Linked DNA regions of Mus musculus: region 1 is linked to region 2. The links are chromatin loops, found by intact Hi-C in ENCODE. Cell type or tissue: heart. All regions are shown on one strand.

Region 1 (8,000 bases), 150 kb before region 2:
TTACAGCACTAGGAACATAAGAAGTAATAAAAAGGAAATCCCTTCTATTTATTTCTCTTTCTGTCTGATGTATTGCAGAAGAGGAAGAACAGTCAGGGGTAGTGTCTCCATATGATAAACCACTCACACCAAGCAGTGTGTTGTGTCATTGTCTTCATCCCACGCTTGTATTAGTGAAAAGTGGCACAGAAATAGAATTCAGAGGGATTTTTATCCGATTTCCTATATATCATGAGGCTTCTTTTTAAAAGAACTTTATGGAAGTCTGACTTCAGCTTTAAAAAAAAAGTCCTTTCAAACTATATTTTCAGTATTAATCTTGTAAAATTAAGTTTTAATGTATAAATGGTATTTCATAGGACGGGGCGTGAATTTGATTATTCAGAAAAATCATACATGTTTAACATAGTTGACCCATCTTTTTGAGAGGGAATAAAGGGTTGGTTTGTTTCTAGGTTGAACAGAATCGTATAAAACTGGTGAATGATAAAGCTGTTGCTACATCACAGCTTCAGAAGAAACTTGGACAGCTTCTTTACCTAACGAATTTGGAGAAGGTATAGCTTTTAAAATTATGTTTTCCCTATACTGTATTTCAAGAAACACTTTAGTGGTAATTTCCACTTACAATTCCAGCCCTGCAATGAATAGTACAGGCTGTGTGTTAGTGTTGGATGAATCAAGACTACTACTGCCTGCAATAGTTATGCAGACCGTCTGCTAAACCCTCAGTTCAGCCTCTGCCCTCCCTGCCTAGGTAGATACGCTACCAACCGCCATGACCACGACTCGTTCTGTCTCCACAGCCATCTATCCCTCAGCCCAGCCCAGCCAGGAAAGTACCTGGATGACCTGCAAATTATGAAAAATATATGATTAATTATTTTTAAGCACTATGTTGTAGGTGGTTTGTTTTATGTGATCTGAAACAGATCAATACTAAGATGAACTAATTTATTAAACTCTTTTAAATGACTGTATAAGCAAATTTCTGGATCTTTATAGGTACTGAATTTAAGTTCTGGTTTTTTATCACTACTTAGAAGTTAAAGGGTTTTTTGGTTTTGGTTTTTGGTTCTTTTAGTGTTAGAATATTTAGTTAGTGAAATTAGAAAGAAAATCTCTAGTTTTCTCCAGTTTTAAAGGTTGTCTACCTTGCTGACTATCTGAAACTCTTTAAAATTTTATGAGAATTTTAAGGAGGTGTTTGAAAAATCTATTATAATTTGATACAGTTCTATACACAGACGTTTCAAATCAATCGTATATCTGCTTCCCAGTTATTTGTTTAGTTAGATTAAACCAGGGATGCTGAGTGGCAACACTATTAAAACAGAATTGTGCCAAATCACAGCCTTTCCCATGCCTGATCTTGGGCTACATATGCATGAGGGTACACTTGTACTATAATAGCTAAGAAGCTGTTTGTTTCTAAGCTCTAAATTTAAAGTGTTTTTTAAGGTCTTCTTTTTTCCAGCAACAAAAAGAGAAAGGGTCTCATGTAGTCAGAGCTCCCTCAAGACTACCTTCAAGATTACCCCTGATTTATTTGCTTCTATCTTCCAAGTGCTAGGATTACAGTTCTGTGTCACCATAACAGTTAGTAATTTGTATGTATTTACAATAAAGCATAGTCTTGAGAATAAACTTTCAAAAATTAGTTCATATTTTGATTTTAAATTTACTTTCTATTGTAATTACAAGTATAGTAGCATAACACTATAAGCTGTGGTTTAAAAAAAAAATTGGTTTTCCTTTCTTTAATTGTGTGCTGAATAAATTCCAGAAATAGTAATAGTAGTATTAGGTAACATGTACAATATTAGGTGATCTCACTAGTTAGATAATTCAGGTTGAAATTACAAGCATATACCCTACAAATGAATTTCACAGCATGCATCAAATCCTAAATATAAAACATAGCTAACATGTTTTTTGATCTTTTTTTCCTATAGTCTCAAGATAAAACATCAGGAGGTATTAATCCAGAGCCTTGTCCAATCTGTGCTCGACAGCTGGGAAAACAGGTAAGGTTATAATAAAACATCACAGGAATCCATAAAACACCTTACAATGTATACTGTTTCTACATCTAGCCAGGCTTTCTTTGTCTTGTGCATGTATACAAATATATACACTTTCTCATAACTGTTAGAGGTAGGGTCAAGGCTTAGTTAACATGCTTAAGGTTACAAATATATAAACTTTTTCCTAACTAAAAACTTAACCCTAGAACAACCAACCATACCTTTTTCATTAAAGATGCATAGTTGTAAACATTTCTAAACAAGACATTAATTTTGCCACATTAACATTTGGTAATTGAACAAAGTATAACATACTACAAATTTACTAGTACAGAGACAGTGATGTAGTTCCTAACAACAGTAAAGTCTCAGATCTTATCTTTAAAGTACAGATACCGCCTCCAACCAGAATTACAGAGAAAGATATTCTCAAAAGAGACTGTAAATCTTAATAGGAAAGCTGCTATATTAATTATTGAGCAGCAGAATAAAAGTATATAATAGTGTATAATGTCTGATTTAAGTAAAAACAACACTATTAAGGAAGGGATTGGGCCTTAGAGTTCTTTAGTGATTTTGTGTGTGCCTATCATGTAGTTAGCCCTGGGTCAGGGCTTTTATAAAGTTCCATGCTGTAGGGCCTCTGTGTCCTACATTTCTGCTGCTACTGTTAGAGATGCTGCCACTTGTTCTCAGAGTCTGTTTACTGAATGCCTCGTTATTGCTGCTGTTCAGTCATTTCTTCCTGTTGTGAGAAAAGGTGGACCAGTCTTGCTCTGTACCTTATGAACTGAATTCCTGTGAAAAGAGAAAGTCCTATCCTACATTTCCAGTGTCATTTGAGGTGCACAGGGTACTCAGTAGTGTTGCTCTGCGAAGCAAACTTGAATGGGACTAAAGGGTCTGAAGATCCCGGTTTCAGCCTTTGCTTACATGGGTGAAACTAGGGAGCTGCAAGAAAGGTGTCCCCAACTGGAACAAAATGAACTTTCCTCATAAACTATTTCAAAGCCACACTGTTACCCCAATTTCTCCTGCCCCTAATCTGAAATCTTTTTAAGGAGATTCCTGGACACATTGCAGAGTTCTGTCTGTCCCTTTCAGTGCAAATACAGATGTGTCCAAATCCAGGAAAAAATAAGCTGAGAGCCTAAAACCCATTGCCACAAAGCAGCAAACTTAAGACAAATGATCTCACAAAAGGGTCCACAAAAAATTTCTTGTGTCTTTCCAAACAAATCTGAAATATCGTCTTATTTTCTGAATAAGTGTGTTAGCAAGTGAAACTGTAAGTATGTTAATAAGTTAAGTAGCAATGAGTATATTACCTTCACATTAATGTTCTCAGTTCTGCATTATCTGCTGTTAAGTACTGAAGGTGTAATCAGTACTGATGTTTTCTTTAAATCTGAAATGAGAACACTAGCTTCTTACAAAATAATGATAGTTGACTATTAAGGAAAATGAAGATGAAAATGTAATTCTCTTAGACTAAAAATATCTTACCATGAGGTACTTAGGAATTGGAGTTGTAAGTCCTCTTTGCCTGTGTATGTGTTCATGGACAGGAAGGTCTCATTGACCCGTTCTCACCATGACTTGCCATGCATGGTTTTTTTTCAGTGGGCAGTGCTGACCTGCGGACACTGCTTCTGTAATGAATGCACTTCGATTATAATTGAACAGTACAGTGTGGGGTCTCATCGAAGTTCCATCAAGTGTGCTATCTGCCGCCAGACCACATCACACAAAGAAGTCTCCTATGTCTTCACCTCAGAGAAGGCAAACCAAGAGGATGATATCCCTGTGAAGGTATGGTAAGTCAAGAACATACACAATTAAAGCAGTGCATGCCAAGTGAAGCATTAAAGACAGTTGGCACAGTGAGCGTAGAAACCACTGTTGAGTATATCCACAGTAGCTGGAGACTCAGCTTTATCACCTGCTCCTTGTGGAGAGAGCTAACTAATACAGTCAGCCGCAGTCATATCACTAAGAGCTGAAGAACTGCATTTCCCTGCCCTGTATGCTGCTTCTCGTCACTACAGTCAGTTTCAGACTAGGAAGAGACCTCAGTGCTAGAATACTTGGCTAGCTTGCCCAAGATGCGGTGTCTACTATTTAACATTGAAAAAGGTTTTTGGTTTTTTTAATCCAAATATGTAGTTGTTAAAGTTATTTTGTTTGTTTGTTTTGCTTTGTTTTTTTTTAAGCTTTCTACTTACTTAGTCTAAGCCAGGAAAAAATGGGTTCCTAGCATTAGCTGATTATCCCAAAGACAACACAGTGTTCTTTAAAACTGTGTACTGACATTTCAGAATACAGAGAAACTTGAATTTGTATTGACTTTTTCATGTTTTATTCAAAATAAAAATTTACTAATTCAGCATACAAATAGGATCCACTGGACTTTCTACCCCAAATGTGTTCATTTATAAAAAAAACACTAGGTGTTTTTATTTTTTATTTTTCTTACATGTGCTTTTAAATTTCTTTTCTAATCAGACTTGGTCAAAAGGTAAATTAATATGTCATTTAATAGGCACTAGGGGCTAGCTGTATAGAGTAGGCAGCGGTGGTACTAATGCTTAAGCAGGAAGAGGACTCATCCTCAGATTCCTTGACATTCTTATATTTTAAGAATGTGTTTTCTGAGTAGATTTGAGAACAAGTTGAAATTACTGACAGAGGTAGGTATTTGTTAGAGTGTTCTCCCTCCTAAGAAACCAACAGGTAAGTTAGAAGATTGGTAGCTGCTTTTTGAGTAAATTTAAAGTGTCAGTCACATTGCTGTCCCCAGAGTTGGAATGAATTTCCATTCATTCCTTCCATGCATACTTATTAGATGCTTCCTATGCCCAGGCAGTGAGCGGCCTTGCAGATGTAATACACAGTCAAGATGTGGCTGCTGATCTCTCTGAGGTTACAGTTTGGTGGTAGGAATGGAGAGGAGTTTGAGTTACAGCAAAAAGTAAAGACATTAAACAATGATTTTTTTAAATTATAAATATTATAAAATTAAAGCCAATCTGAGCTTTTCTGAGGAAATGATTGTTAAGAAACACAATGTAAAAAATGAGTGGATTGTCCAACATGGAAAGAAGGTAGAACTGATCTTGCCAAGAGGATGTTCCCAGACTGAAAAAGAACTCACAATATGTGATCAGACCAAGACAGACAAGCCTAACACAGAAGTGAGTGGCTGCAGAGCAGTAGCAAAACTGAAAATAAAATGGAAAGGCAGGCAAGGCAGGCACTCAGGCTCTAAACCTTGCCAAGATCTTCCTTGCTACAATGAAGAAAATCAGTTAGCAAAAGAAAAAGAAACAAGAACAAAAGTGGAAAAAATGTAGGTGTGTTTAGGGGGCCACACAGTTGGCTAAGATGTATTTAGGGTGGAGACAGTGGAGTTGGAAAGAGGTAGGTATGTTCAAGGGCCACTAATGTAACTGAGCATTAGCAGGTATAGCAGGGAAATACCCTGAATTCTGATGTGAAAAATCAGATAAACCAAGACTTGTAACTAGAGGCAAGTGTAGAAAGTAAGTTCTCTGTTGTTTCATTGTATTCAAGATAAAAGATTCTAAAGCATGCTTAAGCTCCAATAAAAGACTAGACAGGAGTCAGTGAGAGGACTCAGCAGGCAGAGGAACGTGCTGCCTAGCCCAACAACCTGAGTTCTTTTCTGAGACCTATATGGTGGAAGGAGAGGACACCCAAAGTTGTCCTCTGACCATATGCACACTGTGGTGTGTGTGTGTGTGCACACATGCACACACAAAAATAAAAGGGTAACCTGAAGATACAGGAAAGAAAACTAAACTGTAGTATTAGACCCTTGGAAAAAAATAGAGTATTAGCTTATAAAAAGTAGAGATCTCATTGAATTCAAATAGTTATAGGTTGAGCTGTTGAGCAAACAAACTGTAAGTGTGTGTGTATCTTTATCTGGAATGGGATAGTTTAAGTGAGGTAAAAGAAAATAATGCTAGATGAGACTGGAATGCATATGTAGCAGATGATGAATGTCTCAATTTGAGGTATATAATGATTTTAAATTAGGTACCCACGTGCTGAACAAATGAAAAATAGTGTTACTATATGATACCAAGAAAAGAGTTAAAGGGGAATTGAGTCTCGTGAGGAGAGAATGCAAATTTATTTGTGTTCGAGACCAAAGAAAGTAATGTTGATACTCTAATGCAGAGCCCAAAGGAAAATGATTGATGATGATGATGATGATGATTTTTTTCAAAAAACAAATATTTAGTTATGTCGACGAGAACATTGTTGCTATCTTCACACACACACCAAAGATGGCATTAGATACTATTACAGATGGTTGTGAGCCACCATACGGTTGCTGGGAATTGAACTCAGGACCTCTGGAAGAGCAGCCAGTGCTCTTAACTGCTGCAGCCCCCAGTGATGATGATCTTACAGCACTTACTCTGCCATAAAACATTCAAGACTGTAAGGAGGTACATGGGAGATGAATACACAGTGTGAACTATAGGACAGTTGGGAAGAAGCGAGGAGAGGATCATGATCTGAGGATAATGCAGTCTGTCTCTGAATTCCTTGGGTGAATGTGTTGTAAAAACATGTGTTAAGAAGTTGCAAAGTAAAGTGTGTGATTGGAGCAGCCCAGAGGCCGGCCAGCCTTGAGACTTTGTGGTCAGTGTTCTGTTCCTAGAATTGTCCTTCGCAGTCTCTCCCACGTTCTCCACACTTTCATGTTTCTCTCCCTCTTGTTAAGACGCTGTCTGTTTACTCTTCTTTTCTCTTCTTTCTGCTGGAGTTGCAGGTATGCCAACAGCCACAAGTGGTATTGATGAATAAGATGGGGCAGCTCAGCCTTACACAGTGGAAACACCAGGAGCCAGGATGAGGCAGAGCTGCCTCCATGCCCTGTGCTGGAGGGTTAGAAGGAGGCTGGTCTAGTTGCCAGTAAACTGTGCGGCTGTGGCTCTGAGTCACTGAGCCATCAGACCCACACACCTGTTCCTGTATGGCAGCTTTCCTATACCCAGTACAGTTAGGTTTGCAGCCCTGCTGGGAAGGAGATGTCAGTATTGAAATATTACTAAATACTCTTGCTGTTATGTATCTTTCACAGATGTCTGAACACATGTATTATACTGTCTTATTCAGAAAACTAAAAGATTAGAGACTTTAGTAAAGATAGCTTTTCCTACCATTGACTCAGACATGTTTACATTTCTTCTTTAGCAAACATGATTAAATATTTTACATATTATATAAGCCAATCTCATCCTCTTCCACTTCCTCACTGTAATTCCCACCACATTTGTGTTTGTTTCTGTCTACGTTTTTTGTCACCATTCCTGTCTGCCACTTCTACCTGTTGTTACCTGTCACCTCTTTGACACTGTCACATTTATACTCTACTGTCTGTCACTCGCTCTTTCAAACATCTGCTTAATATGTGTTCAGAGGCTACTCTACTCTTCTGACTTGGTCCCTACAGCTCCTAAACCTGAAGTTTTTTTATTGTCAAATTTTGCTACTTAGTAAAAATATGAATATGTAAGTTTCTATAACCTTAAGGGGTTTTTAATTTCACTCTTAAGTATTCATGACAAGACTTCTGTACATAGCAGACAGTATGCTGGCATACATAGTGCTTAATCATATAACTTGAGATCATATAAAAGGTATTCAGAGAATGCAAAAATAGTAATAAATAGTCTTTGGTATTTTGTTTCTAAAGATATTTTTGGAACTTGAGATTTCACAGATTAAGGCATCCTGTGGATTAAACATAGAAATAAGATACTGATATCACTAGTATCCCTTTGGTGTATGCACTTAAATAAAAGTTGTATCATCCACAGCAACAGTGACAGTATTCCTAAGTGACCTTGGAACCTACTGGGCATGTTACAAAGTAAACAAAATTCCCCTTGCAAGTTCCAACAACTGCAAGGCATTTGGATGTGGTGAATCAGA
Region 2 (8,000 bases):
AAAGTCCATTTCTGCCAATTCATCCTTGGAGCCTGGAACCAGCTGCAGGTGATGATGTGCAGGATAGGGCAGGATAGGGGGGCCTCTCAGCAAGTAGCAGTATCTTGAAGAGGAACAGTGACAGTGGCTCAACAATAGAGTGATCTAGGGAAGAAGGCTCCACCCTAGATAATCTCCTTAGTGGCAGCAAGGTCAAGTTCTGGCTCAGCCTGCTTCAGGCTTGAGGGAGGCTACATATTTGGAGTTCTGTAGGCTTCTTGTTCATGGACATCTATTTCTTTAGGTCAGGGAAGTTTTCTTCTATAATTTTGTTGAAGATATTTACTGGCCCTTTTAAGTTGAAAATCTTCATTCTCATCTATACCTCTTATCCTTAGGTTTGGTCTTCTCTTTGTGTCCTGGATTTCGTGGATGTTTTGAGTTAGGATCTTTTTGCATTTTCTTTGATTGTTGTGTCTATGTTTTCTATGGAATCTTCTGCACCTGTGAGTCTCTCTTCCATCTCTTGTATTCTGTTGCTGATGGTTCTTGATTTCTTTTCTAGAATTTCTATCTCTAGAGTTGTCTCCCTTTGGGTTTTCTTCATTGTTTCTACTTCTATTTTTAGATCTTGAATAGTTTTGTTCAGTTCCATCACTGTTTGGTTGTGTTTTCCTGTAATTCTTTAAGGGATTTTTGTGTTTCCTGTTTAAGGACCTGTTTAGCAGTGTTTTCCTGTATTTTTTTCAGGGATTTTTGTGCTTCCTCTTTAAGGACTTCTACCTGTTTAGCAGTGTACTCTTGTATTTCTTTAAGTGAGTTATTAAGGCCCTTCTTAAAATCCTCTACCAGCATCATGAGATATGATTTTAAATCTGAATCTTGTTTTCGCATGTGTTGGGGTATCCAGGACTTGCTGTGGTGGGAGTACTGGGTTCTGATGATGCCAAGTGTTCTTGTTTCTGTTAGTAAGATTCTTATGTTTGTCTTTCGCCATCTGATAATCTCTGGTGTTAGATGTTCTAGCTGTGTCTTGCTGGAGTTTTTTCCTCCTGTGATTCTGTTAGCCTCTGTCAGCACTCCTGGGAGTCCAACTCTTCTCCTGAGGTTAGAGCACTCTGCAAGCAAGCTTTTCTCTTGCAGGGAAGATGCACAGAGGTCTGGAGTTCAGCTCTGCCTCCTGGCTAAGGATGAGGCATGAAGGGGCCCTGTCTAAGAAGCTCTGTTGCTTTTGAGGCCCTCCTGTTTTCCTGCTCAGACTGGTCTCTGAGATACCAGGGATACAAGTTGGCTTTCTCACCTTCGAGTCATGGGGTCAGGGCCCTCTCTGGTTGCTGACTCTCCTCAGTGATCCTAAGATCCTGGGTGTGCTAGGGCACCTGCATCATGGAGAGTTCTCTGGGGACCTTGGGAAGGTCTGCGGAGTTCGTGCCCAAGGTGGCCTGGGGCTCGCACTGACCAGAACGAACCCCAGCCACTCCAGACATTTCTTTATTCATATTAATAACAAGTTGAAGCAGCCTCCTCTGCTCCCAGAGGCCAAATAATGACACAGTTGTTTCTTGACCTAAAGTGCTAATATTTGCAAGAAGCAACTTTTATTTATTTTTCTGTTTTTTTTCCCCAAGAAGAAAATTTAAATAGGTTTTTATCACACACACACACACACACACGCACACACACACACATACACACACACAGTAGCTGGGCACTGGTGATGCAGGTTTGTAATCCAAGGAGCAGAGGCAGGAGAATCTCAAGAGTTTGTGGCCAGTCTGATTTCCACAGTGAGACCTTGTTTCTAAACTTTGTCATCTCACAAACAAGGTTTTCTCTTTTTTTTGATCTTGAGATCAACTTATACACGCTAAAAAGAGGAGGCTGAAATTTTGTTTTTCTCTTTAGTCCCTTTAGGCAAGGGAAAGTATTTTGTGTGTTTGATGAACGCTGGGTTTTTGTGTATTGAGTGGAGGGTCTCTAAAGAACATTATTCATATGTATTATTCCCACGTTATAATCAGAGGCCCATAAGGACTAAATGTTGGGGTGCTTGAATGAGGGTTACAGGTAAATCTTGGATCGGCAACTTCACTGAGGCTGGAGGTTCAGGCTAGACAACTCTTTCTTCCTTTGTTGACTTAGTAAAAGTGATTTCAGATCTCTGGGAAGACGACAGGACAATGTCGGGGTGTCGTTTTCCTCCCTCCTAGGTCCAGTGTGGGTCTCAGCCTCTCGCGAGCCCCGAATGCCCGCTTCCTGCGGCTGCAGCTCCACGGCGCCTGGGAACCCTGATCCCACGGCCGCGTGACCGGGCCACAAACGCGCGGCGCTGCACGTCTCGCGCCGCCCCGGAGCTCGCGCCGCCGCCGCTGCCGCTCGCCAGGCTCCCAGGACTCGGGCCACCGCCATGCTCTTCCGCTTCGGCGTGGTGGTGCCGCCCGCGGTGGCCGGCGCTCGGCAGGAGCTGCTGCTCGCCGGCTCGCGGCCCGAGTTAGGGCGCTGGGAGCCGCACGGCGCCGTGCGTCTCAGGCCCGCGGGTACCGCGGCGGGCGCCGCTGCGCTGGCGCTGCAGGAGCCCGGCCTGTGGCTCGCCGAGGTGGAGCTGGAGGCGTACGAGGAGGCCGGCGGGGCGGAGCCGGGCCGCGTTGACACGTTCTGGTACAAGTTCCTGCAGCGCGAGCCTGGAGGCGAGCTGCACTGGGAAGGTACTGCGCTCCCCGGCCCGAGGCCCGCACCCCGCAGCTCCCCGTGCACCCCGGCCGCGGCCTCGGGGGCGCGCAGCCCGCAGCTCGCGCGCCCCCGCAGCTCCCCGTGCACTTAACTGTTGGCCACCGCTCGCCCACCATCTTGACCCTACCCGGTTGCACAGCGATGCCCTGGTCCGGATCAAGACCCAGTTCCGAGGGTCTCCTGCCTTAGGCCTCTCTCTAATCCACTCCGAAGTGGCCCACCCCACACTACAAGGGGCCGCTTGCTGGAGGGAATTTTCCCTTAGATTTTTGAGACCGAATCGTGGGAAATAGCAAGCTCCTCCCCCAAAGTCAGGTCACCGCGATAGAAGACAATTGAGACATGACTTGATTTCTTAAAATATGTAAAGAGTAATATCGGTTGTAAAGAAATAATAAAAGTAAATAGCCACTTGTGATAGCACAAATCTGTAATCTCAGTACTTGGGAGGTTGAGGCAGGAGGATTGCTGGGAGTTCCCAGCCAGCCAAGGCTACAAAGTGAGAACTTGTTCCACAAAAATATTATAATAAGAATATATGATTGAAAGCAGCATTTCCACCATACAAAACCTAAACATATTGCCTGCATGCGCGCGTGTGTGTGTAACTGTTTGAACAAATATTGTACAATATATAATTTTGAGTATTTATTTTTTCTTTAACAATATTAATATAGCTCAGACTTATTTGCATACAGGTGTGTTTTACTTTTTAAGTGAAAAAAAAAAATACTGTGCAGCTGTTACTGTGCATTAAGGTTCCTTTTGGTTTTCGAGATTCTTGGATTGGAATCCAAGTGCGGTTTTCTTTCTAGCATTTGGAAATGTTTCTGTACAATGGATTTGGACAAGCCAAAATGTCGCCACTTTACGTTTCAGTAAGGAATGTGTTGAAAAATCCGTAGCAGCGTGTCCACCGACCACGCTGGGTGGATCGAGACAGCCTTTTCTGTGAAGGCAATGGGCGTGGTGGCAAACTGAACGTGTGTGGCTCAGTGGTTCTCAGAGTCCCGTGGAGGGAATGAATGCTTCTTGAGAAATTCGTATGGGCAGACAACCAGGCCATTAGCCAGTTCTTGTGGAAAACAAGAATGCAGAATAACAAAAAAACGAGACCCAAGAAAAGCACGTGGTTTACTGGGATCTGTTTATTCCCTTTGCTGGTCTTTTTGGCCACTCTTGGGTTTGATGGTCAGCTAGCACTTCATTATGTCAGATGTGAGAGCTGCCTGCCTTTGGCTGTCCTCCCTTTGCAGTGCATTTCTACTAATGTCACTGTGTCCTTTTTCCACAGTAAAATTACATCTGATAATTTTAATAACGGTGCGTGGTGTACTAGAGCACCCATTTCCAGGTCTCCTCCTTTATCAGCGTTTCTAATACCCCCAAAGTGCTGATGGTTGGGTTGCTATTTCTTAATGCATTCACTTTAACTTGTCTGTTTTCAATTTTTCTGCAGGTTACCACATACATTATATGTAGCTTGCAAAAAAGAGTATCTATTGACACCTACTGGAAATGCATAAAATTAGCAACTGTACATGCTATAAAATATAAAGAATTTAGTCCATTATCCCTGCTGGCTTTAATACCCTTATTTTAAATTATAGATGTGATATTGACTTTTATTTTATAGAGTTCATTTTATCCTATTAGAGACATTTCTTTTTAAAAAAGATTTCTAAAATAATACACACACCCCACTTATTCTCTGTACTCTGACTTGTTTTTTGAGTTAAGTTTCATGTGTTCATGTTCTGTTTTCTCAGTTATCAGGACCTTCTTGTAGATGGGTAGGTTGGTTCTGAGGATTGGAAATTAACAAGGAGATGCTGTCTTTAAGAGCATGGATAACTGTGTGGGAGGGGCTAAACTGTCTAACCCAGGAATATGGTTTGTTAGACCAGGGCAGATTAATGTGAGGCAATGCATGTACAGGTAGCCTGTAGCTGGTAGCATCCCTCCTTCCTCAGCTTCCAGAGTGCTGTGAAAGTTGTGAACCACTGTGCTTAGTACTTTTGCTATTGTCATTGCAAACCAAGACCTTGTACTCGCAGTCAAAAAAAAAAAAAAAAGGAGGCCTGGTATGGTGATGTATGTCTTAAAGCCCAGCACTCAAGAGTTCAAAAGCCAGCCTGGTGTACAAAGTGAGTTCCAGGATATCCAGAGCTACATAGAGACCCCATCTCAAAAACACCAAATTACTAAGTAAATAAAAGGGGGAAAATGAATTTCCAGAAGCAGACTCTGTCTCTGGATGAGTAAAGTCTCATTTCTTCACTATACTATAATACTAGCATTTTTACACAGGAGTACGCACCCAGTCCCCAGCAACCCTGAGCCAAAGAGGTTGGTTTCCTCATTAGCACAGACTAGAAAACCAGAACATAGTGGAGGTTCTTAGACTCTGCTGAGGAAGGTGGACAGAAGAAAAGGGAGAATTAAAAAGTGGACGCTTAAGGAAACTGAGGTAGAGCTGGAGAGATGGCTCAGCGGTTAAGAACACTGGCTGCTTGTTCTTCCAGAGGTCCTGAGTTCAATTCCCAGCAACCACATGTCTAGAGTAGACATACTGAGGATCCAGTATATGCTGGAGTTGGTCCATGGAGGTCGAGATTTATAAGCCAACTTATGTGAGTTTTTTTTTTCCCCTCTCTTCCTCTTGGGCAGACTGATTTACATAGGACCACCATATATTTTATTGAATAAGAGACAAGTGCCGTCCCTTTTGGCAGCCAGCAAGTTGAGAGCCCATCAGTTGTATAGGAACACTGAAGCTAGGAAGGTGAGTTGGTCTTGAAGGAGTGGTAGGGCCAAGGTTGACTGTTGGATGGTTTCTGCCAACTGGGTAGAGATCTACTGACATAAATATAAACTGTGACACCCCCCAGTGCCCCCCCCCAGCTCTGCATCCAGATCTCTATCAGCTACTGAGGTTGCCAAACCTATCCTACTCATGACTGAGAAAGTCACAGTCCACTGGTTTCTGTGTGTGATTTGGAGCAGAATGTAAACTTCCTCATTGATGTGTAGGGTGATTTGAAGAAGCATGGAGGCGCATATGGCATTCCTCCGTGATGTAGAGGGTGAGTTAGGGATTAGTTATTACTGTGGAATACAAAGGTGGCTCTTCTTCACTCAAGACTCTAAAACTATCTTATTTGAAATATAAAGTACAAAAACATAAGCTTCCACAAAATGTACAACATTGTAACTCTGCCAGACTTCCAGACAAAATTAGGAGTATTCAATCCATCATCCTTCCCAGACCAGTCAGAAGTTCTTAGATATGAATAACTTCCCGACACTGTGTCATCAGGAAAAACATCCAGTTGTATACCTTAGGACTGAAACTGAGTTTTTAAAAAAAGACCTAGGAAAGGAGTAGGGGAGTCTGCTGTTGCGAGCACAGCGCAGCAGTGTATGTTAGGGAGTGAGGAGGTGGAGAATCCGTCAGTTCTGTTCCTGGCAAGGGTTTACTTCAGAGGAATCATTATTTAGGCCGAGGCTAATATATATTCAAGAATGTAAACTTCTTTTCCTTTGGATTATCTGAAGACAAACTCTTAAAGTAGATGACTAAAACTACAGCCAAATCTGTCCCAGTGCTACATAAAAGGCAATGGAATCTAGACAAACCTGCCAGTTGTAAATTAAGGTTTATTTGAAAGGAAGGGGATAGATGGATGAAGGAAATTTTATTCTATACTCGCATATTCACAAAGTAGAACATTTTATATTTAAACTCCTTTTTTATTTATAGTATCTTTGCTCAACTACATCTACCTTACTAGAATTACATTTTACCCATTCATTTTAAACATTGAGAAAGAAAATGTACTTTTTAATTTAAACAAAAGTCAAACCCAATCCACTCTTAGTCCAGGCTTTCAGGTGTGTAGGGACTACAGTCAGGTCTAGAGAGCAATAGATGAGTCTTACCACACAATGCTAATATTTCATCTTTGGTCTAGCCATCTAGAAGGTCACCATCCAATATTAAACAATTAATCTACTGAACAGCAGCAATAACGACATTTGTCTCTTTAAAAGGAAAATCAACTTAAAGTTTGTACAGATGAAACACTAAAAATATTTTATCTATCAAAACATCCCTGTGGGTCTCACCTCTGCAAGACTGACATAATTTAATTACTTAATATAAAATAGAAAAATAGGCTCAGTTTGTATCTAAAAGAATGCTGAACTGGAGGGTATTGTCCTCAGAGACTAGGAGAAGAAGGAAAATTCTGGAGGAATGGATGAAGGCAGTGGAAAGGCTTAGTTTAGCCAATATCCTTGCCCAATAAAGGGGCTGGGCAGCTAGGTATGAAGAAGAAGACACGGACTATCAGATGGCTGCAGAGGGAACAGTGGAGGGGACCTATGACTAGAGGGGTCATCAGCACCCCTGAGGTCTGAGAAGTGTGTTTGTCAGAGTAAGCAGGAAGTATGGCTCAAGTGGCACCCATATTAATTAATAATGACAGAGACTTTTTCTCTGTACAGTTTCTCTATCTGTGCTTCTGTGGTAACCTTGATGGCCTTGTTAGAGGCTGAGGTCCTAGGGCAGTGCTGGTCTTCAGTTTCTAGGCCAAGAAGATCTAAGAGGTTTTCCTGGGGAGGAGGAACTTGGGGTACTGACCTTCCTTGAAAAGAAGTGACTGTTCACTGTCTCACCCATCCACAGTTCAGACAAGGTCCCGGTGGCAGGCAAAGGATGAAGACAGTCCTTTCCCCAGTGGCCAGTGTTGTTGCTACACTTGAAGCAAGTTCCAAGTGGGGTCTGTGGGTGACCCATATTCTTCAGAGGTAGTCTCAGGGCTGCTGCTGAAAGCTGGTATTTTTCACAGGGGGGCTTATGGTGTTTTCCTGTCCCTCCTGCCCATTAAAGACATTAAATGCCATTGTCAACACATTTCTCTGAGGGACTTGAGGGCCATCATTTAGCCTTTTAAATCCCCCCCCCAACTAATTATTTTCCTAAGCAAGAATTGGATCCAAGTTGCACATATGCATGTTTTAGCACGTTAAGATTACTTGTACATAGATGTTTTTTAAACTATAAAGTTTTTTTTTTTTTTTTTTTGTTACAAGTTTTAAAATAACTTTTGGTATGTGTGTGGGATTTTTACCTCAGTGTTTTTCCAGATCCTAAGACAGGGTAAGTTTGTTTAGGCAAAAGCTTTAAAGGTATATGTGGCCGTGATTTTAGTAAATAAAATCAAGAAAAAGGAAGAACATTAAGAAAGCCAGGCGTCTGTAATCATACTTAAATTTTTATTTATTCT

Evidence for each region. Hi-C counts contacts between places; a loop is a spot of excess contacts. Peaks named below come from ENCODE experiments on the same cell type or tissue, not always from the same donor. Only the 100,000 strongest peaks of a DNase experiment are listed, where the experiment ranks them.
Region 1: it touches region 2 in a loop (2.1-fold over the local background); 2 of 42 quality-filtered maps call a loop at or near these places.

What each region holds. Positions count from the first base shown.
Region 1 is chr10:11,190,531-11,198,530 of GRCm38, forward strand. Shprh (SNF2 histone linker PHD RING helicase) reads left to right here. Exons shown (of 30, transcript NM_001077707.1): 23 at 456-557; 24 at 1,956-2,027; 25 at 3,651-3,839. Among named protein-coding and RNA genes, the nearest start is that of Shprh, 45 kb to the left of the region's middle. In heart, no CTCF peak of the experiment used is centred here; no DNase peak of the experiment used is centred here.
Region 2 is chr10:11,341,085-11,349,084 of GRCm38, forward strand. Epm2a (epilepsy, progressive myoclonic epilepsy, type 2 gene alpha) reads left to right here and starts at 2,361. Exons shown (of 4, transcript NM_010146.2): 1 at 2,361-2,684. The coding sequence starts at 2,387. In heart, a CTCF peak has its summit at 4,221 (motif pointing left); a DNase peak (open chromatin) is centred at 2,647; H3K4me3 peaks cover 1,609 bases; H3K27ac peaks cover 1,591 bases.